Linked DNA regions of Homo sapiens: region 1 is linked to region 2. Evidence: chromatin loops called from intact Hi-C (ENCODE). Cell type or tissue: Calu3. All regions are shown on one strand. Each heading gives the region's core, and the rest is flanking DNA. Links, peaks and the distances in the headings are about the cores only. Region 1 overlaps POLR3A (RNA polymerase III subunit A). Region 2 holds the start of LOC105378372 (a long non-coding RNA gene).

Region 1 (15,001 bases), core at 1-8,000, 260 kb before region 2:
CTGCTCACTACTGTCCCAGTTGTTTGCTTTTCTTGGAGGCTCTAAGTTAAGGAAGCACTGGGTGGCAAACTTAGAGTTTCCTAAGCATCCTTCAGTATTCTTGCTAAGTTGTGTTCTCAAAGGCAGGGCCCTCCCAGGGTGCCTTTGGCTCAGGTGGGAGAGGAGAACTGGAGGAGCTGACTCTGTCTCCAACAAGCTCCTGGGCTGTGAGCAAGCCCTGCCCTTCCCTGAAAGTGCAGAATCCCCCTGTCTGCACTCCACAGCCACCCTTTTTAGATGGGAAGGAAAGGGATTTGCCAAAGTTCAGTTGATGTGGAGTGGCGCTGGGACTCACATCCTAATTTTCTGACACTTAAGCCAATAGTCTTTCTTCGTGAAAATGTACCTTGTGTTTAGAGGCTCTCTGATGTTCATTCTGGTTGGTTTCAGGGGTGTCTGAGTGCATCATCATGGGAATCCCAATGAACATTGGAACCGGGCTCTTCAAGCTGCTTCACAAGGCTGACAGGGACCCGAACCCTCCCAAGAGGCCCCTGATCTTCGACACAAATGAATTCCACATCCCCCTTGTCACATAGTCCAAAGAAAGAGGGGACCATGCCTGACCTTGACTCCTTGTCCTGTCTCCAGCTGATGTATAAAGAGTTTTGTGCTCCCTGGGACGGGGGTCCTGAGGTCCCCACCTATGCCAGCAATCAGAGAAGCCCTCTTGGCATCCCCAGGAGCAGCTTCTCCTCTGATAGGGTGCAGCTCACACCAGTGACCCTGACTGTGCCACGCTGCTCGGGAGAGCTGAGGGTTTTATTGTTTGCTTGCTTGAAACCTAATCTATAGACGGCCCCACAGCTCGTGCACACACTGCTTCCCTGGACTTAAAGCCCAGCCAGGTGTCATGGTCCATCCCAGCTCACTGCATACATCCATCGGCTCCCCATGGTGTCTTCACACCTGACGATGAGCCAGGCCTGAGCCCCACACAGGCCAGGGCACATTCTTGGATTTTCCATTCCTTGGTCATGCTGGAATCTCTCAATGTGACATACTTATGTAAATATTGTTACTATTATTTATTTGTTCCATTTGAGGGATTTGGAATTTTTGTTATTTTAGTTTTATTTTTGAAACCAAGCATCTATAGAAACCAAGAAAGTCAGCATGTAAGCGTCACTGGAAAAACTGGTTTAAGCAAATAGAGCCGTCTGGGATTTGTAACTGAGGTGCAACTGTCATGAGGCCCAGGCAGCTCTGTAACATCTTCTATAGATGCCCCTGGCTACCCTGTTGTTTTCATCTACCTCAGACCCCTATCATGGGGCTCTACCCTGTGACAAGAGCCAAACCCATTCTCCATGGCCTATGGAAGCCTCACTGGAGTTTGGGGCCTGCTGCAATGGGGATGAGATGGTTTTTTGTAGAATTATACTTACGTTCCTTGGATGATCTCTAGTTGATTTTTTAAGTTCTGAGTTGATGCTGTTAAGGTACCCGGGGTAGCCATTGGTTCTTGGATCTGTGTTAGAATGAGTGCTTTCCCTTCCTACTGATGTGATTGTGGATTAGGAATTCGTGACCGAGTGATTTTTGGCCAGTGGTTGGGTTTAAAATTCTATTAAAATTTGTAGTTTGGGCTGGGTGCTGTGGCTCATACCTATAATCCCAGCACTTTGGGAGGCCGAGGGGGGCAGATCACTTGAGCCCAGGAGTTCGAGAGCAGCCTGGGCAACATGACGAAACCCCGTCTCTACAGAGAATACAAAAATTAGCCAGGCATGGTGGCCCATGCCTGTAGTACCTGCTATTGGTAAGGCTGAGGTGGAAGGTTCACTTGAGCCTGGGAGGTGGAGGTTGTAGTGAGCCAAGATCGTGCCACTACACTCCAGCCTGGGCAACAAAGCAAGACCTTGTCTCAAAAAAAAAAAAGAAAAAAATTAAGCGTAAAAAAAAATTAGTTTTTATAAAAAATTATAGTTTGACCTTTTGATTTCCCTGCATCTACAAGGTAGACCTATTAACTTCTCTTGGGGTATCAGTGATGTGGAAAAAAAATGCCATTTTTCTTAATGTTTAACCCCCCTTTATCTTTGAATTGAGCTAGAGCCTGGTTTAGGACAAAGGATTAAGTTTGTTAATGAACACTAATTCAGGGCTTCTACTTGAGACCCCACCGAGATCACCAGTTCTCATGTAACCTGGGAAGAGCCATAAAGGGGTACCCCCCACCCCAACTGCCTTCCTGGAAGCATGCCTGGGAAGTAAGCTGTAGGCCTGATCCGAGCCAGGACCACTGGGATCCGTGCAAAGGCCAGGGGAGGGTAGAATTGAATCATAGGAGTGAACTCCGGCACCTGTTGTCTTCTGCGGGTGACGCACACTTTAAATGGAAGAGAGGTTGTGGCTATAACTTGTGGCTGGGAATAATAAAGATGGCACCGCCAAGGAGCCTCACCTTGCGTGAGTGAGTACTCAGTTGGGCGCTGCAGGGTCTGGAGTCTGTGTGAGACGTGTGTGATTGTGATGGGTGCGAATCAGCGTATAGCACTTGAGAACAAGGCAGACCTTGGAGCAGAATGGTTATGTGAAGGATCACATCACCCATGGGTAGGGGGGGAAGTCATACGTCCTGGAGGTGCTGGTCCTCCTCCTGGAACTGCCAGCCTTGCTAGGACTATCAACATCAACAGCATTGCCTGGTAAACCCTACTGTTTGTGCTCCCCACTGTGTCCCATGACTGGTGTTAAAATTCTCCCTACTTTGATCATCTGCCCTGCCCAGGCCTTGGGCTTTATGCCAGCACAGAGCTCAAAGGCCAGGTAGCAGCACATCCTCAAGCATGAGAGCTCAAAGGGTTACATTTGAGTCTCTGTACCTGCTTGGAAGAAATAAAAATACGTGTGAATTCCATCTCATCCATGAATAGTTACAAATTCTTGACTAGCATTCTGTCCAGTTCTTTGCCATTTTTACGTCTTTTTTACAAGGGAGATTAAAATAGCTCCTGACTCAGTTACAGCTCCCTGCAGTGTTCAGCACTTTAGGGGTGGGAGAGACATTCTGGAGTCCTTCAGTATATATATGTGTCAGTTAAACTATGGTGCCGTGTTTCTATTTCAGGGTTTATCCATGTGTATTCCCATTGATTCATGTCTGATTGAACCTGGCATTGTATGTTTACTTTTCTTGATTTTTGCTGTCTGTTGGCAGACCTCTTTATTTTTCAGCCAAAACCCAAGAGAGGAAATATTTGCGTTACCTAAAACTATAGCAGAATCATCCTTATGGGTTGTGAAAAAGGACGTTGGCCTTGTATGAGTTCTAACTCCTAGAATGAGAACCAACCCCCGTCAGGAGCTCACCTCTTCGGGTGCTGGAGGTCAACAGTGAATGCCCCAGTTACCCCCACCCCTGTGACTTAGAAATGTAGGAAATAAAGTGCCCTCTGAGATGCAGCTAATCCAGTCCCAGTAGGAGGCGCTGAAAGGACTCAAGTCTGGAGTCTGAAGGGCCGTCTGGCCAGGATCAGGTGCATAGCTTAACTTTTATTCATTCAACAAAGATTTAAGGCTTGCTACTTCCAAGGCACTGTTCTAGGTATTAGGGGTGCAGCAGTAAACACAATAGGTGAATCAGATGTTAATACATCTGGCCAGGCACGGTGGTTCACGCCTGTAATTCCAGCACTTTGGGAGGCCGAGGCGAGTGGATCACCTGAGGTCAGGAGTTGGAGACCAGCCTGGCCAACATGGTGAAACCCCGTCTCTACTAAAAATAGAAAAATTAGCTGGGTGTGGTGGCACGTGCCTGTAATCCCAGCTACTGGGGAGGCTGAGGTAGGAGAATTGCTTGAACCAAGGAGACAGAGGTTGCAGTGAGCCGAGATCACACCATTGCACTCCAGCCTGGGAGACAGAGCGAGACTCCATCTCAGAAAAAAAAAAAAAAAAAAAAAAAAAGATGTTAATACATCTAAAAGGAATTCCACAGAAGCGGGTGAAGCAAAAAGGCTCAGGTTCAGTGTGCAGAAGTGTGTCCAGCACACTCTGGGGTGGAAGCTGCAGATCAAGGGATTGTGCTCCCGTGGGCACATCAGGCCCACCAGGGTAAAGAAAGGTCCTTCTGTGGCTGCAGCCCTCTGGTTCCAACCCCTCCCACAGGGCCTCTCATGACACTAATTTGGCCTCCTTACCTTAGGCTTGGATTCTGGGGAGTGTGCCCTGAGCGAGGACACAAGCCTGCAGTCACTGGGAAACGTTGCCACCATCCTTTCCTCAACCTACTGGCAGTGTTAGCGTGTGAACATTTGAATCCATTAATATTTGCTACACTTCTGCTCTGTGCCAGGCAGTGCACTAGGCCCTTGGGGAAGGTCCCTGCATGAATGGAGCTTACCATCTGGTCAGGGTCATCTTGTTAAGAGCCTGAGTTCTACAATCAGTGTCAGGATTTAAATCCCAACTCCCCCTTTCTTTTTTTTATTTTTATAATTTTTTTTTTTATTTTAAATAGAGACAGGTCTTGCTATATGTTGCCCAGCTGGTCTCGAACACCTGGGCTCAAGCAATCCTCTCAAAGTGCTGGGATTACAGGCGTGAGCCGCCATGCCCAGCGTCAATTCTCCCTTTCCATCTGGTGCACATGAACAAATTACTTAACCTCTCCTTGCCTCACTTTACTCATTTATAAGCTAGGAATACTGTTTAGTAGTGTTTGACTCATTGGGTCATTGTGAGTTTTAAACGTGATTACACATAAAAAGGTCTTAGTACAGTGCCTGGCACATAATACACATTAAATGTTTGCAATTATTAATACAGTGACTTTTTTTTTTACTGAAAAACATGGTCTGTGAATTCACAACTAAAAACCAATCCCCTGGCTCTCTTTATTTGACCCTAAGTGGAGCTTGGTGGACTTGGGATCCAGCCTCCCTAGACATAATGACTACCCAGCTGTCTGCTCAATCAGTAGGTCGTGGGAAGTATTTTACATGGGGGGGGAGAAGGGTTCGGGAAGGGGATGGATGTGGCCACTGTGTGGTTGAGGGCTTGAACACTTTAATGCAGGCCATAAGGTAAGCGTGATCTCATTTTAGAGTCACAGGTAGTAAGACCAGAATAATTCAGACAGGCAGGTTTTTTTGTAGAGGTATGGATGTTGACAACAGCTATGTATTTAGATTATGTAAGAAGGTATCCCATAAGGGAGAACTTAACATTTTTCTCTCTCTTTAAAAGAATATATTAGGGCCGGGCACAGTGGCTCATGCCTATAATCCCAACACTTTGGGAGGCTGAGGCTGGTGGATCATTTGAGGTCAGGAGTTTAAGACCAGCCTGGCCAACATGGTGAAACCCCGTCTCTACTAAAAATACAAAAATTAGCCGGGTACTAGTGGTACACACCTGTAATCCCAGCTACTCAGGAGGCTGAGGCAGGAGAATCACTTGATCCTGGGAGGCAGAGGTTGTGATGAGCCAAGATCACGCCACTGTACTTCAGTATGGGTAACAGAGTGAGACCCTGTTAAAAAAAAAAAAAAAAGAAGAAGAAGAAGAATGGAACAGAAAATGGGTATGACAAGGACAGAGGTAGGAAGTGACCCTATGTTTTTTGTTTGTTTGTTTTCCCAGACAGGTTCATGCTCTGTCGCCCAGGCTGGAGTAGAGTGGCGTGATGATCTCGGGTCGCTGCAACCTCTTCACCTCCCAGGCTCAAGCAGTCCTTCCCATCTCAGCCTCCAGAGCGAGTAGGACTACAGGCACATTGCCCAGCTAATTTTTCTTTCTTTTTTTTTTTTTTTTTTTTTGGTAGAGATGGGGTTTCACCATGTTGCCCAGGCTTCACTCTGTTCTATTGTACCTTTCTAATTTTGTACCTTCTGAAGGTCTTGCCAGTTTTTGTTTTTTTTTTTAATCAATACCTAGCAGCCTGGGCAACATGGCAAAACCCCATCTCTACAAAAAATACAAAAAAATTAACTGGGCATCATGGCTCACATCTGTGGTCCCAGCTGAGGTGGGAGGATCAATTGAGCCCAGGAGGTGGAGGCTGCAGTGAGCCAAGATCCACTGCATTCCGGCCTGGGCAACACAGTGAGACCCTGTCTCAAAAAAATAAATCAACAGCTGATGGTAAAGAAATCCAGTCATCTTGGAGCAGACCCTGTCCGGGAAGGTACTTGAGTGTTCTCAAGGTAGTTGAGTGGTCCCTTCCAGTGATAGCAACGTAAGGCTGGTAGGCACCAGTCACCAGTTAGGACAAGGTGACCAAAAAATGCAAGTCAACAAGCCTGAAATACATAGGATTTTCTTTTCTGACATGAAAAGTCCACAGTAGGCATTCCAAGGCTGATACGACAGTTCACCAAGTTGTCGGGGAGGGACCCAGGCCCCTCCCAGCCTTCTGCTACACCACCCCTCCACCATTCCTCATGGTTCAATGTGGCTGCTGAGGTTCTAGGCATTCCAGCCAGGAGAAGGGGAAAGAGACATAGCACTTCCCTTTAAGGAAAGTTCCCAAAAGTTACTTGACACTTCTGTTTACATCCCATGAGCCAGAACTTACGTAGCCAAACCCAGCTCCAGAGAGGCTGGAAAATGTTTGGACTCTGGGTGGCCATGTGCCTAGCTAAAAATAGACGCCTCTGTTAGCAAAGAAAGAGGGGGAGGGCCACAGGAAGTGGAGGATGATCGTATCTCTGCCTCTGATGGGCAGGACCTTTCTTTTTTTCTTTTTTGGCTTGACAAAGGTCAGAATATCCCCCTAATCCCTCAGAAAAAAGAGACTGAGACCCTGATCCCTTCATTCTCCCTTTTCCTTTCCCCTTCTTGCAAATTTCATGCTTGAGTTACGGTGGGGTTTTTTTGTTTTGTTTTGTTTTAAATATATAAACTGACATTTAAATTAGATCACATTCCCTTTGCAGGCTGTTTAAAATGTTTCAGGGCTGATGGAAAATGTGACTGTCAAACATTCATTCAACAAATAACACTTTTTTGACCCCCTACTATATCCTGGCGCCAATACCAGGTCCTGGGTTTAGAATGATGAGCAATATTCCTATGGCTCTTTTCCTTGTGGAATTAATCTAGTCACAGCACTGTCCAGCAGTACTGTAGTATATAGTAATATAGATGACAGTAATTATGTAAGTCATATGTAATTTGTTTTTGTTTTTGTTTTTGAGATGGAGTCTTGATCTGTTGCCCAGGCTAGAGTGCAGTGGCGCAGTCTTGGCTCACTGCAACCTCCACCTCCTGGGTTCAAGCAATTTTCCTGTCTCAGCCACCCAAGTAGCTGGCAGTACAGGCACACGCCACTATGCCCAGCTAATTTTTTCATATTTTTAGTAGAGATGGGGTTTCACCATATTGGTCAGACTGGTCTTGAACTCCTGACCTCACGTGATCCACCCACCTCGGCCTCCCAAAGTACTGGGATTACAGGTGTGAGCCACCACTCCTGGCCCATATGTAATTTTAAATCTAGTATTGGCCAGGTATGGTAGCTCACGTCTGTAATCCCAGCACTTTGGGAGGCTGAGGCAGGAGTACTGCTTGAATCCAGGAGTTTGAGACCATCCTGAGCAACATGTCAAAACCCTGTCTTTACAAAGAATACAAAACATTATCCAGGCATGGTGGCACGCACTTGTAATCCCAGCTACTTGGGAGGCTGAGGTGGGAGGATCACCTGAGCCTAGGGAGAAAAAATGAGAAATTAATTTTAACAATGCATTTTATTTAACCCAACGTACCCAAAATGTCATTTCAACATGTAATCAATATAAAAATGACTGAGATATTTTACACTCTTATTTTCATACTAAGTTTTCCAATTCCAGTGTCTATTTTACACTTAGCACATAGCGAGTTTCACATGCTCAGTAGCCACATAGCCTAGGGGTTGGCCATTCAGCTCCTCCATTTACTCTCCAAGAACTTTCCAGTAAATGCTTCCTGGGGCTTAGGCTAACCAGAAATGATTTTCTATTTCCTGCTAGCCTGGCCCCAACCCTGAGACCTGTATGAAGGTGGATAGTCCACACTCAGAAAAGAGAAGCAGGATGGTAGTCATGGAAGCTGGAATCTGCCAAGGAGTATGGAACAACTCACCAGCCAAATGAACTCGTCCTAAAAATATGGATCTAATTTTTTTAAAAAAGAAAAGGCCAAGTGCAGTGGCTCACACCCATAATCCCAGCATCCCAGCACTTGGGAGGCCGAGGTAGATGGATCACTTGAGGTCAGGAGTTCGAGATCAGCCTGGCCAACATGGTGACACCCCATCTCTACTAAAGATACAAAAATTAGCCAGGCATGGTGGCATGTGCCTGTAGTCCCAGCTACTCGGGAGGCTGAAGCATGAGAATCGCTTGGACCTGGGAGGCAGAGGCTGCGGTGAGCCAAAATTGCGCCAATGCACTCCAGCCTGGGTGACAGAAGAAGACCCTGTTTCAGGGGGAAAAAAAAGAAAAAGAAAGGAAAGGGAAAAAACATGAAGAGAGCCCAGTGTATCCAGACCCGAGTCTCATCACCTTCTCAGGAAGCTTTTTGGGTTGTCCAGGCCTTAAGTAGGCCTGTGCTTCCAAACTTCATTTCTGGGAGGAGTGCCAGTGGGCTGGGGAAGTCGGAGGCTAGAAGAAGCCTGTTCTTGTACCTTGCAGTCTGTTCCACCACCGAGGAACAGGCCTGACCCGAGTGGCCTGCAGTAAAGCTCCGAGTCAGGGAGCATGGTATAATCACCTGACACTGGTGTTACAGGTAAATCACAATCTCTCCCCATAGACAACATGATCTTCCTCATGTACAAGATAAGCTACTTATTCAGTAAGACAGCACTCAGGGAAGTATGAATTTGCAGATCTGGTGATAAATCCACTGGTCTGGCAGAAATGGACCTGGACTGGGATAGCCATGACTCCAGTTCTAGCCACCTTTCTGCCTGCCATTAGCGGCATTGCCTTCGGCAGGCTGCCTCCCTTCTGCATCTGTTTCCCAGTCTATATAGTGGAGATTAAAGTCTCAGCCATGCATTTCTGCTTCCAAGCATCCGTGAGGCATCTAGAAGCTGGAAAGCTTTGTACATCGCTTAGGCAGAACACGCGGAGGGAGCTGGTCACTGCTGATGGAGTCTCAAGTATTGGCTAGCTCCTTCCATACCTCACCCTCTTACCTTTCAGGAATTGTCCTGGGACCTGAAGCTGAGCCCCAAGACGGTGCCTGGGACCCCCCCCCAACCCGGCCCTGGTGTCAGTGTGTGCCACAGCTTACCCTGCTGTTCTCTAGGCCCCTTCCCTAATACTGAAACTACTGTCTAACCTGGGTGGTTTTTTTTTTTTTGCATTTTGGAGGGGGGATGGGGAGAGGGGGGACAGTTTTGTTCTTTTTGCCCAGGCTGGAGTGCAATGGCATGATCTCAGCTCACTGCAACCTCTGCCTCCTGGGTTCAAATGATTCTCCTGCCTCAGCCTCCTAAGTAGCTGAGATTACAGGCACACACCACCATGCCCGGCTAATTTTGGTATTTTTAGTAGAAATGGGGTTTCACCATGTTGGCCAGGCTGGTCTCGAACTCCTGACCTCAGGTGATCCACCCACCTTGGCATCCCAAAATGCTGGAATTACAGGCATGAAGCACTGCGCCCGGCCATGGATGTTTTGTTTTGCTAATTGTCTGCCTCTCGCTGGTCGAATATAAGCTCCATGAGGACAGGGGTTTTGTTTTTTAATTCACTGCTGTATTCCCAATGCTTAGCACACAGTGCCTGGCACATAGTAGCCACTTTAAACACATCGGTCAAATAAATGAATATATGAAGGAGTGGATTCCATCTTAAATTCCCTTTTAGAATTTGACGTCAAGGAGGAGTGAGGGCCTTGGAGCCCAGCAGGCCTGGAGTGGAATCCCTGCTTGGTTACTGCATAGCTCCAAGTTGCCCCCATCCTGATCAGAGTTAAGATGTCCTGCTGGCTGCAGGGTCTCCCTATTTAAGGACTGCACAAGCATAACTGCCTGTTGTCCTCCCACCACTTCACAAAAGGCTCAATTCCAATTTTGCCCAAAGAGGGCCCCTCACAGGGCCAGACCAAGGGCATCGGGCTCTGACCACCATCTCCCACCTCCCCACATTTTCTGCCTTCGGGCCTGGGCCCCAACCCTGGCCCCAAACACAAGAGCCAGAGCCAAACACGTCTAGCATATACCACCACGGGTGATTTATTTAAGGGTCTCCAAATAATCGCTTAAGTGTCACCATGGCAACCTGAAGAGTTGCCATGGAGATTGGAGCAGGAAACGTCCCCATGGAGACCCCTGGGAGACGCTCTAGGAAATCATTACCAGGTGGAGGGGGCTTGGGAAGGGGGAGCTGGACAAATAAGGGAGGCCCACGGTTTGTGTGCTGCCACAAGAAGGGGGGTTGAAGGGGCAAAGTGGGAAAGACCAGCTTAGAAAAGCAGGCAAGTTAATGATCTCCAACTCTAAGGTCCCATGTGATAAATAACTTCCATTATATCCATAGAAGAGATCTGACAGAAAAGACAAGAGTCTGGTGGTAATGGTGGCCCCCAGGACGGGGTTGGAGAAAGAGGTTTCTTTTTCACGTTATACTCCTTTGTACTATTTGACTTTCTTTTATCATAGGCACTTAAATAGTAATTATTCCAAAATTAAATAAGTTATTTACTTACTATATTAAATATTTTATATGCTCAAAACAACCCCATAGGGTAGGTATCATCTCCATTATATGGATGAGGAAACTGCTGTTCAGAAAGGTTCAGAAAGTGGCCCACAAGGCCGGCAGTGGCGGCTCATGCCTGTAATCCCAGCACTTTGGAAGGCCAAGGCGGGAGGATCACTGGAGCCCAGGAGTTCAAGATAAGCCTGAGCAACAGAGTGAGACCCTGTCTCTACAAAAATATTTAAAAATTAGCTGGAGGTGGTGCACACCTATAATCCCGACTACTCAGGAAGCTGAGCTGGGAAGATTACTCGAGCCCAGGAGGTCAAGGCTGCAGTGAACCATAATCTCAACACTGCACTTCAGCCTGGGTGACAGAGTGTGACCCTGTCTCGAAAGAAGAAAGGAAAGAAAGGGAAGAAAAGGAAGGAAGGAAGGGAGGGAGGGAGGGAGGGAGGGAGGGAGGGCACAGTCATGGCGACAGTCTAGAATCAAACCCAGAGCTCCTTGTCCCCTGTGCAAGCATGGATTCTCTGGTCTCAACCCAGCTCTGCCACTAACATGCCAGGCACCATTAATTAAGTAACCCACATCCCTCTGGGCCTCAGTTTCCTCACCTGTCAGATAGTTTAGCAGTTTGGACTGGATGAAGATGAAGGTCTCTCTAGCTTGACATCCTGAGTTCACGAAGGGTTCCTCTCAGCACCATGGAGAATCACAGCTGTAGGTGGGGGGTGGGGAGTAGGGAGTGTGGTGACAGGGAGGAAAGGGGCGTGACAGCACCCCTCAGGGAACTTGAGAAACCTCTGGATTCTCCCTTTGCAGAGAGTATAAGAGAAGCAGGGAAGGTGAGCCACCAGGAAAGTGTGCATCAAAACCACACTGGAGCCAGGCAAGGTGGTTCCCACCTGTTATCCCAGCACTTTGGGAGGCTGAGGCAGGGGGATCACTTGAGCCCAGGAGTTTGAGGTTACAGTGAGCTAAGATTGTGCCACTGCACCACCAGCCTAGGCAACAGAGGGAGACCCTCTTTAAAAAAAAATTTTTTTTTTTTTTGAGACAGATTCTCACTCTGTCACCAGGCTGGAGTGCAGTGGCACGATCTCAGCTCTTTGCAACCTCCGCCTCCCAGGTTCAAGCAATTCTCCTGCCTCGGCCTCCCGGGTAGCTGGGACTACAGGCGTGCGCCACCACACCCAGCTAATTTTTGTATTTTTAGTGAAGACGGGTTTTCATCATATTGGCCAGGATGGTCTCGATCTCTTGACCTCGTGATCCACCTGCCTCGGCCTCCCAAAGCGCTGGGATTAGAGCTGTGAGCCACTGAGCCTGGCCTAAAAATTTTTTTTAAACATTTTTTTCAAATAAAAAAATTCGCTGGGTGTAGTGGTGTGCACCTGTAGTCTCAGCTACTCGGGAGGCTGAAGCAGGAGAATAACTTGAACCCGAGAGGTGGAGGTTGCAGTAAGCCAAGATTGCACTCCAGTCTGGGTGACAGAATAAGACCCTGTCTCAAAAAACAAAAAATAAAAATTTCAGCCTGGACAACATGGTGAAACCCTGTCTCTATTAAAAATTAGCCAGGCGTGGTGGTGCACACCTGTAGTTCCACCTACTTGGGAGGCTGAGGTAGGAGGATCAGTGCCTGGGAGGTCAAGGCTGCAGTGAGCCGAGATCGTGCCACTGCACTCCAACCTGGGCAACAGAGAGCCTGTCTCAAAAAACAGAATAGAAAAAAGAAATTTTTTTTGAAAAACACATGGCTGATGCCGGGCGCGGTGGCTTACACTTGTAATCTCAGTGAGTCAAGATTGCATCATTGCACTCCATCCTGGGTGACAAGAGTGAAATTCTGTCTCAAAAAGAAAACACCCACACACAATGAGATACCTCCTCACGGCCACTGGGATGGCTGGAATAAAAAGATGAACAATTACAAGTATTTGCAAGGATGTGGAGAAATCAGAACCCTCCTACACTGCTGGTAGGAATGTCAAATGGGGCAGCCACTTTGAGACACAGTTTGGCAGTTCCTCAAAAAATTAAACATATGGACACCACATGACCCGGCCATTCCTCTCTTAGCTAGTAGACACCCAAGACAAATGAAAATATACCTCCACACGAAAGCTGGCACGAAAATGTCCATAGCAGCATTATCCGTAGTACCCAAAAATGGAATCTCCCCAAAAGTCTATCAACTGATGAATGGATAAACAAAATGTGATCTGTCCATACAACGAAATATTATTCAATCATAGAAAGGAATGAAGTTCTGATACATGCTACAACATGGATGAACTCTGAAAACATACTATGTGAATGAAGCCAGTCATAGAAGACCACACAGGATCACATAGTAAATGATTCCATTCATATGGAATGTCCAGAATAGGGAAATTGAAAGCAACAGAGAGTAGATTATTGGTTGCCTAGGGTTGGGGGAGAGGAGAAATCAGGGTGAGAGAACAGCTAAGGCAGTGGTCTCCAACCTTTTTGCACCAGGGACTGGTTTCATGGAAGACAATTTTTCCACAGACTGCTGGAGGATGGGAGGTAGTTTCCAGATGATTCAAGTGCATAACAGTTTATTGTGCACTTTATTTATATTATTATTACATTGTAATATATAATGAAATAATTATACAACTCACCATAATGTAGAATCAGTGGGAGCCCTGAGCTTGTTTTCCTGCAACTAGACGGTCCCATCTAGGGGGTTTGGGAGACAGGGATACCCTAAGTGTGTTGCTTATGCCCAGTCTACTCCATAATCTCATTTTGGTTCACTGAGGAAAACCCTGCTTCACAAGGATAGGATGTTGGAAACGGAAGCAGGCTTTTCAGTGTTTTTCTGGCAGTCTCAGGACATTCTGCCTTGACTTTAATCCAGAACGTACAGAGACTTGAAGTTGTCTCAAAGATACTTTCAAGGCAGCTGTGCAACTGAAGTACATTGACTCACTTGCCACCATAAAACCTGCCACCAGATTCAGCTTAATTTTCCCTTGCCACTCACTGATGGGGATTTGATATGGGTCTGCAAGCAATTGATTTATGATGGTCTCTGTGCAGGCAAACTTCTCTGCTAACATTCATCTGTATTTGCAGCCACTCCCCAGGGCAAGCATCACCGCCTCAGCTTCACCTCAGATCATCAGGCATTAGATTTTCATAAGGGGCACAACCTACATCCCTCGCATGCGCAGTTCACAATAGCGTTCATGGTTCTATGAGACTTGAATGCCACTGCTGATCTGACAGGAGGTGGAGCTCAGGTGGTAATACGAGCAATGCAGAGTGACTGTAAACACAGATGAAGCTTCACTCGCTTGCCCACTGCTCACCTTCTGCTGTGCGGCCAGGTTCCTAACAGGCTGGGCTGTGGACCATTACTCTTACCAGTCTGTGGCCCAGGAGTTGGGGACCCCTGAGCTAAGGAGTTTCTTCTTAGGGTGATGAAAATGTTCTAAAACTGACTGTGGTGATAGATATACAATTATGCAAATATGCTAAAAGCCAGTGAATTGTACAATTTAAATGGGTGAATTGTATACTATGTGAATTATGTCTCAATAAAGATGTTTAAAAAGGAGAGAGGGATGGCACTGACCCAGGGCCACATAACCACTGAGTAGCCACCCCAAGTGCCCTGCCCCTGCCTATCCTTTTACTTTTCTGCTCTTGTTAAGGGGGACCAGAAGACTCTCCGTGGGGCAGCCTTGAAGACTGATTCTAAAATGAACGGGGGCTGGGCGCAGTGGCTCCCAGCACTTTGGGAGGCTGAGGCAGGAGGTTCACAGGTCAGGAGCTCAAGATCAGTCTGGCCAATATGGTTGAAACCGCATCTCTACTAAAAATACACAAAAATTAGCCAGGTATGGTGGCGCACACCTGTAGTCCCAGCTACTCGGGAGACTGAGGCAGGAGAATCACTTGAACTCGGGAGGCAGAGGTTGCAGTGAGCCAAGGTTGCACCACTGCACTCACTCCAGCCTGGGTGACAGAGCGAGACTCCATCTCAAAAAATAAAAATAAATAAATAAAAATAAAAAATAAAATAAAATGAACGGGTAGTCAGGCATGGTGGTGTGCACACGTAGTCCTAGCTACTTGAGAGGCTGGGGTGGGAGCATTGTTCAAGCCCAGAAGCTCAAGGCCACAGAGATCCATGATCACACCACAGCACTTTAGTCTGAGCAACAGAGTGAGACCCTGTCTCTCAAAAAAAAATTAAAAATAAAAATGAACTGGTGCCAGGTGATAGGGTCCCTCCCCACAATTCCCTTCTGCCAGAGCAGCGTTCTTTAACAGACTGG
Region 2 (16,510 bases), core at 5,591-13,590:
GGCCTATACTGTGCCCTTGTCTTCTAAAAGTAGGTTCTTTATTCGTTTTGCCAGGAGACTGGGAGCACTACCAACACAGGATTACCTTAATTCAAGTTCAGGCCTTGTTGTTTTCTCCAGCACTCAGATTTTTGAAGCACATTTTCATCTATGCGAGGACTGGTTTGTTTCTTGTTATTCTTACTTCAAGTGTGCAGCATTCTGGGGTCACATCCCAGAGCCAGATCATATATTGGGTCTGACACGTGGTGGGCCCTGGATGCCAACTTTTTTCCCATAGTATCTTGAGGCCACCAAAGCCCAGAAGCGCAGCTAAACTTGGAACAACAGAAGCCCAATTGTTTTACTAACCTCTCTAGATTCTGGGCCTCTTTTGGAACTTGGCCAGATAATTTTTCACTATCTTGCAAGCTCTGTGATGCTTGTAAGGCCAAGGAGGGAGGATCACTTGAGCCTAGGAGTTCAAGACCAGCCTTGGCAACATGGGGAAACCCTGTCTTCACTAAAAATACAAAAAATTAGCCAGGCGTGCTGGTGCATGCCTGTAATCCCAGCTACTCGGGAGACTGAGGCAGGAGAATCGTTTGAACCTGGGAGGTGGAGGTTGTAGTAAGCAGAGATTGCACTGCTGCACTTCACCCTGGGCAACAGAGCGAGACTCTGTCTCAAAAAAAAAAAAAAAAAAAAAAGGAAGTGAAGTCTCAGAGCCTCTGCTTGGGACCCCATTGTAGCTTGGACAGGGACCAGAACCAGCAAGAACATCCCATCAACAGACCACCAGCGCCAATTGCAGGCTACACCTTCCATAGCGACACCGTGTGGCAGCATCCAGCAATGGCAGCATAGGGCTGGAGTTGTTCTTTGTCCATCTGGTGCCAGGGAGCAGGACTGAAGAAGAAGGATTCTTGGACAATACAGGGGAGGAGGGAGGGCCCAGAAAGGAGGCGTTGGACTTCCTGTGCATCAGGGTAGGCGAGTGCTGAGGCAATTATGAGAGAAGGCGAGCTCACATCTTTGCTCTGCCACAGCCTGGGGAGTTGGCAAGTTACTGCATCTTTCTGCCTCCGTTTCTTTATTTGCAGAATGGTGACAATAATAGAATCTATCTCCTAAGGTGGTTGTGAGGATCAAATGAATTAGTGCATGTTGAATAGTGCCTGGTACATATTAGGTGCCCAGTAAATGTTGGAGGTTGCTGTTGTTATCATTATTAGAAAAGATGAAAAGGGATGAGACAATATTGGCACCCAAGTTAGCTTATGCCATAAGATGCAGAGGTAGATATCATAATTCTCACTTTACAAATGATGAGACTGAGTTTCAGAAAATGCAAATAATTTGCTCAAAAGCAAACAGGACTGATAGCACCAAATGTTTTCCAGAAACTGAATTTATTGCCAGTAGAGATCATATCTGCATGGAAACTCTGATCTTCCGGTCTGACTTGTGTTTCCCAGAAGTTTGAACTTAACCTAAAAACCAGATCTCCACGATGCTTCAGTCAGGATCAAGTCAGATGCAAAATTTTATGGCAAATGAATGTGAAGTCCAAGTGAACCACACAGGGGAAAAAACCTTCATTTTTATTACCTCTGATTTCTTTTTATTTAATCCATTCTCTTTTTCCATCCTCAGTGCTTCTGCTTGAGTTTAACTCTCATCTCCTGCCTGGTCTATGCGTCATCATCATCATCATCTTCTTCTTATTATTATTATTATTTTGAGACGGAGTTTCACTCTTGTTGCCTAGGCTGGAGTGCAGTGGTGGGATCTCGGCTCACTGCAACCTCTGCCTCCCAGGTTCAAGTGATTGTCCCCCCTCAGCCTCCGGAGCAGCTGAGATTACAGGCACCTACCACCATGCCCGGCTAGTTTTTTGTATTTTTAGTAGAGACGGGTTTCACCATGTTGGCCAGGCTGGTCTCAAACTCCTGACCTCAGGTGATCCACCTGCCTTGGCCTCCCACAGTGCTAGGATTACAGGCGTGAGTCACCATGCCTGGCCCCGTCATCTCCTACTTAGTTGTCTTTCTCCCAGCACTGCTGCCCTCTAGCCTGCCCTCCATGCATGTAGAAGGGTGGGGTGGTTTTCCTAACTAAAATATCCCCCTACCTAGATCCTTCCAGAGACCGCCCCCCCACAACTCCTGTAACACTGCACAGCCTCCTTAGCTGTGTTCAATCTGACCCCGTCTCCCTGCTGAACCTCTTTTTCTGCTGCTATCTCAAGAGCTGGGTTCTCTTTCTTTTTGTTCCTGAAGCATTTAGGCACAGTCCTACAATAGCACTCACCATGTTTTATTGCAACTATCGTTTGCACCGAATCTTCCCAGGAGACTGAATTCATTGCCAGTAGAGATCATATCTGCTCCCCTGGTGTCCCCTTAGTCACCAACATGGTGCAAACTAGAAAGTGTTGATGAATGGGGCAGATTATCCTTGGGGCTCATTTAGTATACAGAGGTGGCCACTCGAGTTTAGGATCAAATGCAGCTCTTCTTTATATTACGGGGAAGTAAAAAAAAAGGGGGAAAAAAGTAAATGGCCATTACACATTATATCAATGTGTCAATTCTATATATGCTAAGAAAACTCAAATAATGCAGTTTGGCTGTACATCAGAGATCTGTAATCAACAAGTGGAAGAAAAGATATTATCATGGCCAGAATTTATAGAGGTACTTTCTTGTGATATCAGAGAACAGCACCTCAAATTGGAAAGCTTAGGCAGGTCCCAAATGGCAGGTTAGAAGACCAGAGTACTAGAGTAGTCTGTATATTTATGGGGGCACGCTGGGAGCATCAGCAGCAACTCCTTATTCTTCTAGCTGTTAGTGGTACAGCAGCGAAGTCAGGCATTCCTAACTGAGCTACTTGGATTCAATCCTAACCTGGCTGTGCTACTAGCTGTGTGACCTTGGATAAGTTCCTCAGCCTCTCTGTGACAAAGTTGACTCATATGTAAAATGGGGTAGTCATAGCACACCCAGTGTTATTGTGAGGAGTTAATATTTACAAAGTGCTTGGCACAGTGTCTTAGTCCATTTCTGTTGCTATAAAGGAAAGCCCAAGGCCGGATAACTTATAAAGAAAAGAGGTTTATTGGGCTCACAGTTTGGCAGGCTGTGCAGGAAGCATGGCACCAGCATCTGCTCCTGGTGAGAGCTCCAGGCTGCTTCCACCCATGGTGGAAGGTGAAAGGGAGCCTATGGGTGCAGAGATCGCTGGTGAGAGGAAGAGAGAGAGGAGGGAGGAGGTGCCACACTCCTCTAAACAAAAAGCTCTTGCGAGAACAGAGTGAGAACTCACTTATCCCTCCACCATCCCCCAGGGAGGGCATTAATCTATTCATGAGGGATCCACTCCCAAGATCCAAACACCTCCCATCAGGCCCATCACCACCAGCCCTGGGGATCGAATTTCAACATGTGATTTGGAGCAAAAACATCCCAACTATAGCAAACTGTGTCTGGCAAGTAGTAAGCAGCACACACGTGTTAGCTCATGATGTCACCCATCCAGGAATCAGTCCTATTCTAATGAAGGCTAACCCACAACATCAAGGTGTCTGGGAGAGAAGGGTCTTGCTTCCTTCCATTCACTGTGATTCTCCACACTCATGCATGTCTAGTTCTTGTGTCACATCGAGTGTAGCTCTGGTTTTGAAAACACGTAGCCCTCATTTCCCTTCTCCTGGAGAGCTGTGGTCAACAGCTTGGCTCGTTAATGAGCCATCATTCCTCTGAGAATAACTGTATCTGGACCATCTGATCAGTATATCACCTGAACGCATTTGGCTCCGCATGGCCTGTCTCCCTGAGAATTGGCTCCCTTGTCTCACCTCCTTGGCATTGCAAGTTTAAAAACAAAAGCTTTCTGGGCTTTGAGTTATGGCCGCCTGCTGTTTCTGTTGCCCAGCCGGCACTGAAGAATGTTCTGTCTTAGGCGCTTCCATTATTGGCAACAAAGGTTTTTCCCCCTGATATATTGCTTAAGTTGCATCAATTGATTAATGATCTGTAGAGTGCATTTTCTAGCACTTTTCCATCGGTGTCTCCTGAGTGGGCTCGTTCATGAGCAAAATGTGTCTGCTTTTTTCTCTCTCCCTTGCCTCACTCACGGCTGTTTCTGGGTGGTGTGTGGTGGGCAGGGAATGGGGTTTCATGGCAAGAGAGGAGCTGGATCCTAGGATTCATCTGTCAACAGTGGGCACTCGAACCACCCCTTCACTTCTTGGGGCCCAGGGTCTTCTGTGGAATGAGAAGGTTGGACTTGGGATTGCCAAGGCTCCTTCCAGCTCATTATTCTTTGATGCTTCTCAGCTTCTCTCCTGATTCCTGCCTTAGAGCTGACCATTCAGGAAACCCCTTAGAGGGGGTGGCACAGGGAGCCCCCGTCTGCTGCAGTTGGAGGAAGTTCAAGACATATAATGGCCAGACTTCTCAGCCTGGAGGCCTGGCCCCCAGTAGAGGCTCTGCTGATGCAGAGGGTCCATGTGCTCCTAATGAGACCCTGGATTTGGAATCAGTGACGATGACTCCTTGAGGATCTCCTTTGGGACCTGAAGATCTTGTCCAGTTGCCAGTTAACCAACATTTCAGTGAGACTAACAGTGGCTTCTAAAGAGGCTGAGACCAGGCCTCTTGCTTCTGTTGCACTCCTGTGACATCCAGCATAGGGTTGGGCGCACTGTAAATGTTTCTAAAGATTTCTGAAGAATGGTAAGAAGTCAATGGTAGGATGTGGCTGCTGAGAAACCTGATGTCATCTCAGGTTGCATTAATAGAAGCATGTTAATTAGAATGAGGGAGGTGATAGCCTCACTGTTGCATGCTGAAGAGAACTTATCTGTAGAACACAGTTCCATTTTGATTACTCACTAATGCTCCATGAGAGTAGGCACAGTGTTTGCCTTTTTTGCTACTGTGTTGCCAGAAGAAGCACTGGGCCTGTCAGATACCAGGCTTGCAATAAAGGTGTCACCTGCCCAACAAAGAGAGATCTTGGGCTCCTTCAAGATTGCAAGGAGGATCCTCCACATGTCTCATGAAGAACTGCAGAAGTAGCTGGAGAGATTTAACCCACTGACCCCAGGAAGCCTGAGAGTTACCCCCAATTATTTGAAGAGTTGCTACATAGAGGGGAATTGTAACTCTGAGTCTTGTGTCACAAGACTCAGAACTTAGTAATTATCGGAGCATCCACAAATAGATTGGGTATGGTGGAATGGTGAGCCTTCTGTCACTGGAGGAACTCAAGCCTAAGCCAGGGGGCCACCTGGTGGAGATGTCACGAACATTCAAATGTCACCTGGGGAGGGGCACAGTGTACCTCTGTGTTTTTTCCTGCCTAACATCTATCCTCTCTTTTAGTCATAGTATCCTGTTTTTCATTTGAAAATCCCATTGATTTCAGCCTTGTGGGACTTGGTGATCCCACTGAGTACAGTTGTGGTGGGGACTATTTCTCAGCGTGCCCCATGCTCCCCAGCTAAGTGTGACACAAAACTTAAGTGAAGTTTCCTTAGAGTGGTGATTCTCAAAGTATGGTGCCCAGAACAGCGACATTGGCATCGCCTGGGAACTTGTTAAAAATGCACAATTCTGGAGTTCTACCCCAGAATCAGGAACTCTGTAGGGTCCAGCAATCTGTCTGCATGAGCCCTCAAGAGGCCATGTATTTTATTTTACATTCCCTGCCCATTCCCTGCCTGCTACACCACCTAGAAGCAGCCATGGGTGAGGCAAGGGAGAGAGAGAAAGGGGAAAACGTTTTGTTCATGAACGAGCCCACTCAGAAGACACCAGTGGAAAAGTGCTAGAAGATGCACTCTATAGATCATTAAATTCATGCTTTTAAGGTCCCTGGAGCCTGTCCTATTAGGACACAAGTCTTCAGCTTTTTAAAAAATTTTCCAATTCTTTGAGCTTCTTCTTTTACTTTAAATAAACTCTGAGTCTTCTTTTGCTTCAGTTAGCTAGAGTCAATGTTTGTGGCTTAGAGTCAAACAGCCCAGTGAACACCGGATGGGAAGGATTTGGCCAGATGAGCCCTAAGGCCCCTTCCAGCCTCGCCACTTTGAATGGATGAGTGAATGAATGAATGGTTGATGGAACTGAACCAGATCCCTTCTAGTTTGAGCTCTGAGAGAAAGTCAAGTGACGGTGGTGGGAGGCAGGGGGAAGGTGAGGAATGTGACCACTGCAGATGCTGATCCCAGAATGACCAGAGTTCTGCGAGGACTAGGATTAGGACACGCTCAGGGAGCCTGCCCCTGCTGAGCGCTTCTTTTCTGACTGGCTGAGTGACCTGAGGGAAGCCATGCAAGCTCCCGAGGTCCCATTTTCCTCTCTAAGGAGAGGATTATTCTGTGCTCTTTGCTCCTTCCTCTTCTGTAGCTAAATTAAAATGCACGCGTGACTAACAGCAGCGCTGGGGTGGTCTGCGTGGAGTGCTGCCTGTTGGGCTGTGAGCAATTTGCCGAAAAAGTCTTCATCCTGGTAATTTGGGCCAGATGCTTCAGTGCAGACCCCGCTGACTCATCAACAGCCCTGCCTTCCTGAAGACTGAGCTGGGGGTCAGCTCTCCACTCATGCCATCTGCCTTTCCAGAAGCACCCTGCTGGAGGGGTGCGGGGGAGTGGGGGGCAGGAAGAACACGCACTTAGGGAGACTACTTGGTGTGGGGGGATCTGAAGGATGGGGAGTTATTTTAGCTGGCATGAACATTTATCGGAAGGAGGAATTGGTATAAGTGATTGTCTACGTGTGGGACTCAGGGGGCTGTGAAACTTGCATGCATTTGGAAGAGGAAATGTTCAAAAGCACCAGTTCACGATATTTTCACAGCTGTTTGGGAAGCAGTCTGTGGGCAGAAGCAGCAAGCTCAGGGACAAGTGAGAGAGCTGATGGTTTGGCAAGATGGGCAAAAGGCTCTTTATAGCTTTGCACCCTTTGTTCTTTCTGCTGCTCTCGGCTTCTCTTTCCTCTCATTTTTCCAGATCCTCTGGACTTCTGGGTTTCTGCCTCTTGTTTCCATATGTCACCTTCTGTGGCAGAGCACATTTTGGTTGCAACTGACTATTCCCCAACTTGTAACAACTTGGGGACACAGTGGGGCTTTATTGACACCTGGAGTCAAACCCTGAATTTGAACAACCAAGTTTTAGAAAGGGAAGGTTGCAGCTGGATTTCAGGAATGGCCGGAACTGGGACTTGAACTCTGTTGGCGGAGCCTCATCTTTGCTTCTCTCTGTGTGGTGGTTTTATCGTCTCTTACCATAGACCAGCTTCTGCTACACGGTCGGAAATGTGATTGCCAACAGGTCCCCGGTTCACCTTTTGTAATTCTGACGGCTGGAGAGGGGCTGGCTTTTACTTTCTTTTCTTTTCTTTTTTTTTTTTTTTGAGACGGAATCTTGCTCTTTCGCCCAGGCCAGACTGCAGTGGCGCTATCTCGGCTCACTGCAAGCTCCGCCTCCTGGGTTCCCGCCATTCTCCTGCCTCAGCCTCCCGAGTAGCTGGGACTACAGGCGCCGGCCACCACGCCCGGCTAATTTTTTGTATTTTTAGTAGAGACGGGGTTTCACCGTGTTAGCCAGGATGGTCTCAATCTCCTGGCCTCGTGATCCGCCCGCCTTGGCCTCCCAAAGTACTGGGATTACAGGCGTGAGCCACCGCGCCTGGCCAGCTTTTACTTTCTCTATCCCAAGTTGAATTAGGGAGAAAGCTCAAGACTAAAAATCACAGCTCTGCCAGTGACTATCTGTGTGACCTTGCAAGAGTTCATCGCTCTGAACAGCAGTTTTCTCGCCTGAGAAGTGGGAATGAATATAGCTCCCAGATCAGAGAGGCAGGTATTGGCTGGTGGTTGGGAGCAGAGGCTCTGGAGCCAGAACACCTGGCTACAATTTCAGTTTTGCTGCTTAGATGCAGTGTGACTTTGGTCTGGGTCCCCAATCTGTGAATGTCCCAGCTTTCTCATCTCTAAAATAATGGGGATGATAATGACACCTATTTGTAGGGGTGGTGTGAGAAGTAAATGAGTCAATGCTTGTAAAGAATGTAGTTCATTGAATGGCATTTGGCAGACAATCAGTGCTAGCATTTACTCCTTGCTGTCTCCACAGTTCTTGGTGACATTTCTCTAGGGCCTCCCCATGGCTGCCACTTAACCAGGACAGGCTGTGAGCTCTGGGCCATTCCCTCTGCAGCCAGTGGCCCCTCTGCTTCTTTCTCTGCTACTCCAGAATGGAAGTGAGTAAGAATTGAGAGTGATGTTCTTATATTGAATCTGTTCTGATTTATAGTTTTAAAAAGTAGCCATTCTAGAACCTTCGTTCCCTATTATGAGTGGATTGCTTTTAAGAGTAGCTTCTATTCTGAGCACTGCATCAAATGCTCCATATTCATGATTTAATTGTAACAACAACACAACCAGGCAAGAGTTCCTAACCATCCCCCCACCCCTTTTTTAAATAGGTTAAGGAAATGCACCTGTAGTTAACTAGCCAGAGATCATGCACCTGGCTTATGAAGGCGGCATGATTAAAACCCAGCTCTGTCCGGCTAGAGGCATCTTCTGGGGAAGGCTGAGCCGAGATTGAGCGTGGAGACCACGTTTCCTGGAGCCCCAAGGCCTGGGCATCCTGGTGGCCTCGGCGGGAGCTTCTCATCTGCCTCAGTCTCCCCTGCTCCCTGAGTCAGGCAGGCCTGTTTGCATAGAAGCTTAACCTCTGCTGGCTGGTGTTTTGTTTGCTCACACACTGACTTTCACTCTGTGCGCCTTTGCCTTGACTTGTTTCCCAACTAGAGAATAGGTTCTATGTGGTGGGTGTTGTGCCCAAAGTCTTTGTCTCCCTCACTCCCCTCGCCCAGGGCAGGAGATGGAGCTCCGCGCCTCCGTGATCTGGGCTGGAGGAGAGGGAGAGGAGCGCGTCAGTCCCGCTCCCCGCCAGGCGGTGGCGCCAGTGTGCAGGCCAGGCCGGGCTCAGCGTGGCTGTGGCGGCTCGGCAGCTGCAGCCCAGGCTCCTCAGTACCCCACCGGGAGAAGCACTCGTTCTGGGCGTTACCTGTGGGGGCAGGGGGCAAGGGGAGAGGCGCAGGGGAGTGGCGAGGTTGTAGCAGAGAATGTGGGCGTTCGTTGGCCCCGCGGTTTCGGGCTCCTGCTTTCTGGGGACAGCCAGCATGGCCCTGAAGTCCGCCGCCCTTCAGAGCGCGCCCCTCAGAGCCCAGGGGTGCCCGCGCCCGCTCCGGTCCCTCCGCCTTCTGCGGAAGGAAAACCAGGCCCTGGCTCGCTGGGACGGGTCCTTTCGGGGACTGCGGCTGCTTCCCTGTTCGTAGACTCAGCAGCCGGCGATGTGACTTCAAGGCCCCCTCGAGCTCTGCCTTCTTAAAAAATAAAACGTAGACCTCTCCTTAGCCATGTGGGTTATGTGAGAGCAGCCTGATGTGGTGCTGCTATTCATTCATTCATTAGTTCATTCACTCATCTGGGATCGAGAGCATGGTGTGCCAGGCACCTTAGCAGAGCAGAAGACAGAGCGAGAACCCGGCAGACACCGCCACTGCTCCTGTGGGATCTGAGGTTTAGTGGGGACACAAGGAATTGAGCACATGGCACGGAAAGTGCCCTTAAACCAGCCCGGGAAGATGAAGGCGAGCTTCCTGGAGGAAGAGGCACCTAAGCTGATGACTGAAGGCGAGAAAGAGTTGACAGGGCTTAAAAAGGGGGGTGGGGGTGGGATTGAACATGAGGCCTCAGGGACTCCTTGTTTTTTCAGCGGGTGTGGGGAGCTGGCTCTGTGCTCTCCCATTTTTGTCACTGAGTGCAGAGGCCCATGACCTGGGTAGGGAGGAAGCTTATTTCCGTCTGTCCCTGTGCAAGGCATGCACAGGGTTAGGACTCTGATGAAATCGAATTTTCTTTCTCCCCAGGAAAACGATGTCTGTATGGGTCTCCCCGGTTTTGCCCACAACTGCAGGGTCCTATGGATGCCCAGTGGAGCCCACGGTGAGAACCTGAGGGTGAGGCTGAAGAGACCATGCTCCCCTGTGGTAAGTACCTGGCTTCCTGAACCGCCCTTCCTACCTGCTGCCCCGGTGACTCTGCCGGCCTGTGTGTCTACACAGGCTGTGGGGAGGGAGGTGCGGGGGGTGGGCTCTGCCCTGGCTACTCGCCTTGCTTCCATCTAGTGTGGCTCTGCGGGGCGAGCCTACTCCCCTTAGGATACCCTTCTGGTTTTGATGGCGTGAGGCAAGTGTCATTCTTGGCCCACAACAGCACCCCAGGATGCCCGGTGAAACACAATGGGTTTTCCCAGCAGGGTGGGGTGAGCTGTGCCTGGCTGGGCTGGCCTCCCTGCTTTCTTCATTTGTGGTCTCTGAATGACGGGTTCCTGGCACCCATATCTTGGGGCCACCGGGGCGGGGCTTGCTGCCTTTCCCCTGCTGTTTGGTGAAGGGCCGAGACTGCCAGTGTTCCCTGCCAGGCCAGTACTCCTCCTCTGGTGGCCTCCCCTGACCAGACGAGGGTGGGAGGCAGTGCCCTGGAGGAGAAAGGGCTTGGGGGTTGGGAGCAAAAGGCTGAGGGGCTGGCCATTTTGGGCTCTTTACCCACAGCAGGGTTTTTACAAAGTCCTGCAGGCTAAGGTGTGAACCTTGGTTTCCTACTATAAAACAAAGATGCCCATGCCTATGGTGACTTGGGTGTAGTATGAAGCTATGAGATACAAGGACAGTGACAGTAATGATAACCAGGGCTGCTGCTTATCAATTTTTGCTAAGCCAGCTCCTGTGCATGGTCTTTACATTTGTAAATCATGCATGGGGCATAGATGTGAGCTGTCTACATACTGAAGAGCACAGTGTTACTGAGAGTGGGGTGGTGATGACTGCTGTCCTGGGCTCCCTAGACCTGGGTGAGCCCAATAGCAACCCCAGGCCTCCTGTGTAACCTAGACAAGTCCACCTCCTCTCTGGTGCTTATGCTTTATCATGGAGGCGTTTGGCCCAGATGACCCATGAGGGTCCATCCTGTGAAGTGGCCTTGGGAGTGTCACCATCAGGAATCTGCCAGGGATGCTGAAGGCAGGGGACAAGGAGACCAAGGTGCTGGTTATTGATGACAGGTGAGGATGGGAACCTGGTGGAACCAAGATCTGACCCTTGAAGGGCCTCCAAATCCATGGTTCCTCATTGGCAGTTATTCTCAGCCCTAAGAAGAGGGTGTCCCTTGCTGGAGGTGATTCGGAATCATCATGACAGTGGGGCATGGAGGCTTTGTCATCCCAGCACTTTGGGAGACCAAGGTGGGAGGATCGCTTGAACCTAGGAGTCAGAGACCAGCCTGGGCAACATCATGAGACTCATATTTCTACAGAAAATTTAAAAATTAGCCAGATGTGGTGGTGTGTGCCTGTACTCTCAGCTACTCAGGAGGCTGAGACAGGAGGATCCTTTGAGCCCAGGAGTTTAAGGTTGCAGCGAGCTATGATCATACCACTGTACTCCGGCTTGGGCAACAGAACGAGATCTTGTCTCTAAAAAAATAAAAACAATAATAAAAGCAAAAAAGACAGGGAAAACAGAATCACTGAGACTTTTTGGTAAATGAGACTTCCCTGTTGGGAGTCAAGCTGCCCTGGGGAGTTAGCCTTAGGCATCAGAAGCAATAAAGGTAGAAAGCAGGCCCAAGCTCCATGAAAGGCCCGGAAGGACCCGTAAATCCAATCAACAAGCTGTATTAAACACCTTGCCTGTTCAAACTTAGGTCTGGTAACCATTTACTGGGTTTGCAATGTTATTATTAAAGTTCAAAAAAATGCCAGTGCCATCCCCATTGCCCCCACAATTTATACTTTTCTTCTCTTTGCAATATTTTCCATCTGCCTCCATTCTCTCTGACCCAAGACAAAAATAAGAGCCACCGTTTAATGAACATGTATAATATGGTTTGGCTGTGTCCCTACCCAAATGTCTTCTTGAATTGTAATCCCCATAATCCCTAGGGGGATACCTGGTGGGAGCTGATTGGATCATGGGGGCGGTTTCCCCCATGCTGTTGTAGTGATAGAGTGAGTTCTCATGAGATCTGATGGTTTTATAAGGGACTCTTCCCCCTAATCCTCACTCTTCTCTCTCCTGCCGCCATGTGAAGGACCTTGCTTCCCCTTTGCCTTGCACCATGATTGTAAGTTTCCTGAGGCCTCCCTAGCCACGTGGAACTGTGAGTCAGTTAAGCCTCTTTCCTTTATAAATTACTCAGTCTCCAGTATTTCTTTATAGCAGTGTGAAAATGGACGAATACGATGTATTGTGTGCCAGGCCCTGTATTAAGTACTTTATGAGCATTATTTCATTTAAGATTTCTGTGAGGTAGCATCATTATAATCACTTCCTTTTTATTTATTTTTTAATGAATTTTTGATTGTTGATTTTTGTTGGTATATAGCAAGTCTATATATTTACGGGCTGCATGAGATATTTTGATACAGGCATGAACTGAATACTAATCACAGCATGGAGAATGGGGTATTTATTACCTCAAGCATTTATCTTTTGTGTTACAATCCAATTATAATCTTTTAGTTATTTTTAAATGTATTAAATTATTTTTGACTATAGCCACCATATTGTGCTAGCAAATACTATGTCTTATTCATTCTAATAATATTTTTGGGTCTATTAACCATCCCCACTTCCCCTCACTCCCCCACTACCTTTCCCAGCTTCTGGTAACTATCCTTCCACTCTCTGTGTCCATGAGTTTCATTGTTTTAATTTTTAGCTCCCACACATAAGTGAGAACATATGTTTGTCTTTCTGTGCCTGGCTTATTTCACTTAACATAACGACCTTCAGTTCCATCCATGTTGTTGCAAATTATAGGATCTCATTCTTTTTTTGTAGCTGAATGGTACTCCATTGTGTATCTGTACATTTTCTTTATCCATTCATCTGTTGATGAACAACAGATGAATTTTGACTATTTCCAAATTTTCACTATTGTAAACAGTGCTGCAGTAAACATGAGAGTGCAGATATACTGATCTTTGATATACTGATATCCTTTCTTTTGGGTAAATACCTAGGAGTGGGATTGCTGGATCATATGGTAGCTCTATTTTTAGTTTTTTGAGAAACCTCCAGACTGTTCTCCATAGTGGTTGTACTAATTTATATTCCTACCAACAGTGGACAAGGGTTCTCTTTTCTCCACATCCTCGCCAGCATTTGTTATTGCCTGTCTTTTGGATAAAAGCCATTTTAACTAGTGTGAGATGATATTTCATTATAGTTTTCATTTGCATTTCTCTGATGATCAGTGATGTTGAGCACCTTTTCATATGCCTGTTTGCCATTTGTATGTCTTCTTTTGAAAAATGTCTATTCAGATCTTTTGCCCATTTTCAAATTGGATTATTTTATTTTATTTTTTCCTATAAAGTTGTTTGAGCTCCTTATATATTCTGGTTACTAATCTCTTATCAGATGGGTAGTTTGAAAATATTTTCTCCCATTTTGTGGGTTGTCTCTTCACTTTCTTTATTGTTTCCTTTCCTTCTCAGAATCTTTTTAACTTGATGTGATCCCATTTGTCCATTTTCGCTTTGGTTGCCTGTGCTTGTGGGGTATTGCTCAAGAAATCTTTGTCCATTACAATGTCCAGGAGAGTTTCCCCAATGTTTTCCTTTAGTAGTTTCATAGTTTGAGGTCATAGATTTAAGTCTTTAATCCATTTTGATTTGCTTTTGTATATGATGAGACTTAGAGGTCTAGTTTCATTCTTCTGCACATGGATATCCACCTTTCCCAGCACTATTTATTGAAGAGACTGCCCTTTCCCCAATGTATATTCTTGGCACTTTTGTCAAAAATGAGTTCACTGTAGATATGTGAATTTATTTCTGGGTTCTCTATTCTGTTCCACTGGTTTATGTGTCTGTTTTGATGCCAGTACCATGCCGTTTTGGTTACTATAGCTCTGTAGTAAAATTTGAAGTCAGATAATGTGATTCCTCCAGTTTTGTTCTTTTTGCTTAGGATAGCTTTGATTGTTGTGTGTCTTTTGTGGTTCCATGTAAGTTTTAAGATTGTTTTTCTATTTCTGTGAAGAATGTCATTGGTGTTTTGATAGGGATTGCATTGTGTCTGTAGACTGCTTTGGGTAGTATGAACCTTTTAGTAATATTGACTCTTCCAATCCATGAACATGGAATATTTTTCCATTTTTTTGTGTCCTCTTCAATTTCTTTAATCAGTGTTTTATAGTTTTCACTGTACAGATCTTTTATTTCTTTGGTTAATTATTTGTCGCTATTGTAAATGGGATGATTTTCTTAACTTCTTTTTCAGATTGTTTGCTGTTGGCATATAGAAATGCTATTGATTTTTGTATGTTGATTTTGTATCCTGCAACTTTACTGAATTTGCTAATCAGTTGTAATAGTATTTTGGTGGAGTCTTTAGATTTTTCTGACTATAAGATCATGTCATCTGCAAATAATGATAATTTGACTTCTTCTTTTCCAATTTGGATGCCTGTTTTTTCTTTCTCTTGTCTGATTGCTCTAGCTAAGACTTCCAGTACTATGTTGAATAACAGTGGTGAAAGTGGGCATCCTTGTCTTGTTCCAGATCTTAGAGGAAAAGCTTTCAGTTTCTCCTCATTTGCTATCATCACCTCCTCTTTAGAGATGAGGAATCTGGTATACAGAGAACATAAGTAGCGTGTCTGAGGTTACATTGTTAGGTTACATCCAGAGCCTGATTCAAAACCAGGTCTGTTAGACTCCACTGAATTGTGTTCCACAAAGTAAGGAGATATTTTTTGGTTTTTTATTGTCCCTTGTATTGATCCGATGTGGCTAGGATTGTTCACCTGACTTTACGTTGACCATACTGTTCTCCCCAAAAAGCTGGCCAGTTTGTGTTTTGTTCCTCCTGTCCTTCTGCCTAATAAACTTTGGGAAACCTAAGTGTCCCCAAAAAAGCTGCAGGCAAGTCAACTGCTGTGGCCTCCACTTTTGGCTCAGGGTCAGCCCCTCTCAGTCATAGCAGGACTCAGCCCACCTACAGGCAGTGACATCAAAACATTGGGTTGGAAGAGGCTCTGAGGTCAATAGACGGAAATGGAAATGTTTCTTCCCTTTGGCGTTTATTTTCTGGGCGGCAGGCCTTAGGGAGGAATTGTGGGAGGTGAAGGATTCATTCTTTCTAGCATCAGACTGGTTTAGTGGGCTTCTTTGCCACTTCTTCAGTCCAGTGGTGATTGCCCTGTGCCAGGTCAGACAAGAGGGAGGCCCAAGGACATCCAGGGAGCAGCTGTTCCCAAAGTCATGGTGACAACACCCTTTCTTTTTTTATTTTTATGTTTTTATTTTATTATTTTTTTTGACATGAAGTCTCGCTCTTGTTCCCCAGGCTGGAGTGCAATGGCGCTATCTCGGCTGACTGCAACCTCCGCCTCCCGGGTTCAAGCGATTCTCCTGCCTCAGCCTCCTGAGTAGCTGAGATTACAGGTGCCCGCCACCATGCCCGGCTAATTTTTGTATTTTTAGTAGAGACAGGGTTTCTCCATGTTGGCCAGGCTGGTCTCAAACTCAGGTGATCCACGTGCCTCAGCCTCCCAAAGTGCTGGGATTACAGGTGTGAGCCACCGCGCCCGGCTGACAACACCCTTTCTTTTGGGGATCCTTCCTGTCTTGCCCACTGCCCCCCTGCCAACAATAATCTCACTTCCCTGTCTTCTAGGAAAGGAGCAATAACTCAGTAATAATAAAGAATAAGTGACTATCAATGTTGAGTAGCTCCCTGCTCCCGAGGGGTGGTGAGGGGTGAGACAGGAGCTGCATCTCAATTGTAAAGTTGAAGGAATTACCATAACTTCTGGAACTTCAAATGTCAGTGAGTGGCTTGGGGAAAGGATATCCTAGGTTGGATGCTGATGCTGCTAGTAGTCACAAAGTATTCTCGACCTTTTTTTTTTTTTTTTTTTTTTTTTAGCTTTTAGGTTTAATTTACAAATGCCAACCTTCAGGCCCATATTCAATGGGTTCTCACCAGACTCACTCCCAGTCTCCTTGGTCTATGCACTCTGAAAACAGCTCATTAGTTTCCTCCAGGTGTCTCCCTCCAGGGATTCCACTTAGCAGGTGGAATCCCCATAAAAATCCAACTGTTGGGTGCTTGGTTTTGAGTGCCACTAGCCTGATAAGCCCAAGATCCCCTGGTATGATTTCGGGAGGCCATGGGCACCGCCCTTTTAATGTCATCCCCAAAGCTTTGACTACATCCCAGGGTGGCTTTAGACTGATGTAACAAAATACCATAGACTGAGTGGCTTATAAACAGCATAAATTTATTCCTCACAGTTCTGGAGGTTGGGAAGTCTAAGATCAAGGCACTGGCAGATCTGGTGTCTGGTGAGGACCTGCTTGCTGGTTCATAGATGGCACCTTCTGGCTGTGTCCTCACATAGTGGAAGGGGCAAGAGGTCTTTCTGGGGTCTC

What was found. A loop is a pair of places that touch in the nucleus more often than their neighbours do. Peaks named below come from ENCODE experiments on the same cell type or tissue, not always from the same donor. Only the 100,000 strongest peaks of a DNase experiment are listed, where the experiment ranks them.
Region 1: it touches region 2 in a loop (3-fold over the local background); 2 of 110 quality-filtered maps call a loop at or near these places.

Annotation. Positions count from the first base shown.
Region 1 is chr10:77,963,055-77,978,055 of GRCh38, reverse strand. POLR3A (RNA polymerase III subunit A) reads left to right here. Exons shown (of 31, transcript NM_007055.4): 31 at 430-2,907. The coding sequence ends at 578. Among named protein-coding and RNA genes, the nearest start is that of DLG5-AS1, 44 kb to the right of the region's middle. RefSeq lists enhancers at 6,511-6,805, 6,438-6,948. In Calu3, for the core only: a CTCF peak has its summit at 3,446 (motif pointing right); a DNase peak (open chromatin) is centred at 3,465.
Region 2 is chr10:77,704,051-77,720,560 of GRCh38, reverse strand. It overlaps LOC105378372 (a long non-coding RNA gene), which reads left to right and starts at 9,873. Exons shown (of 2, transcript XR_001747510.2): 1 at 9,873-10,055. RefSeq lists a silencer at 7,731-7,962 and enhancers at 10,079-10,268, 10,639-10,698. In Calu3, for the core only: a CTCF peak has its summit at 8,955 (motif pointing right); a DNase peak (open chromatin) is centred at 8,970.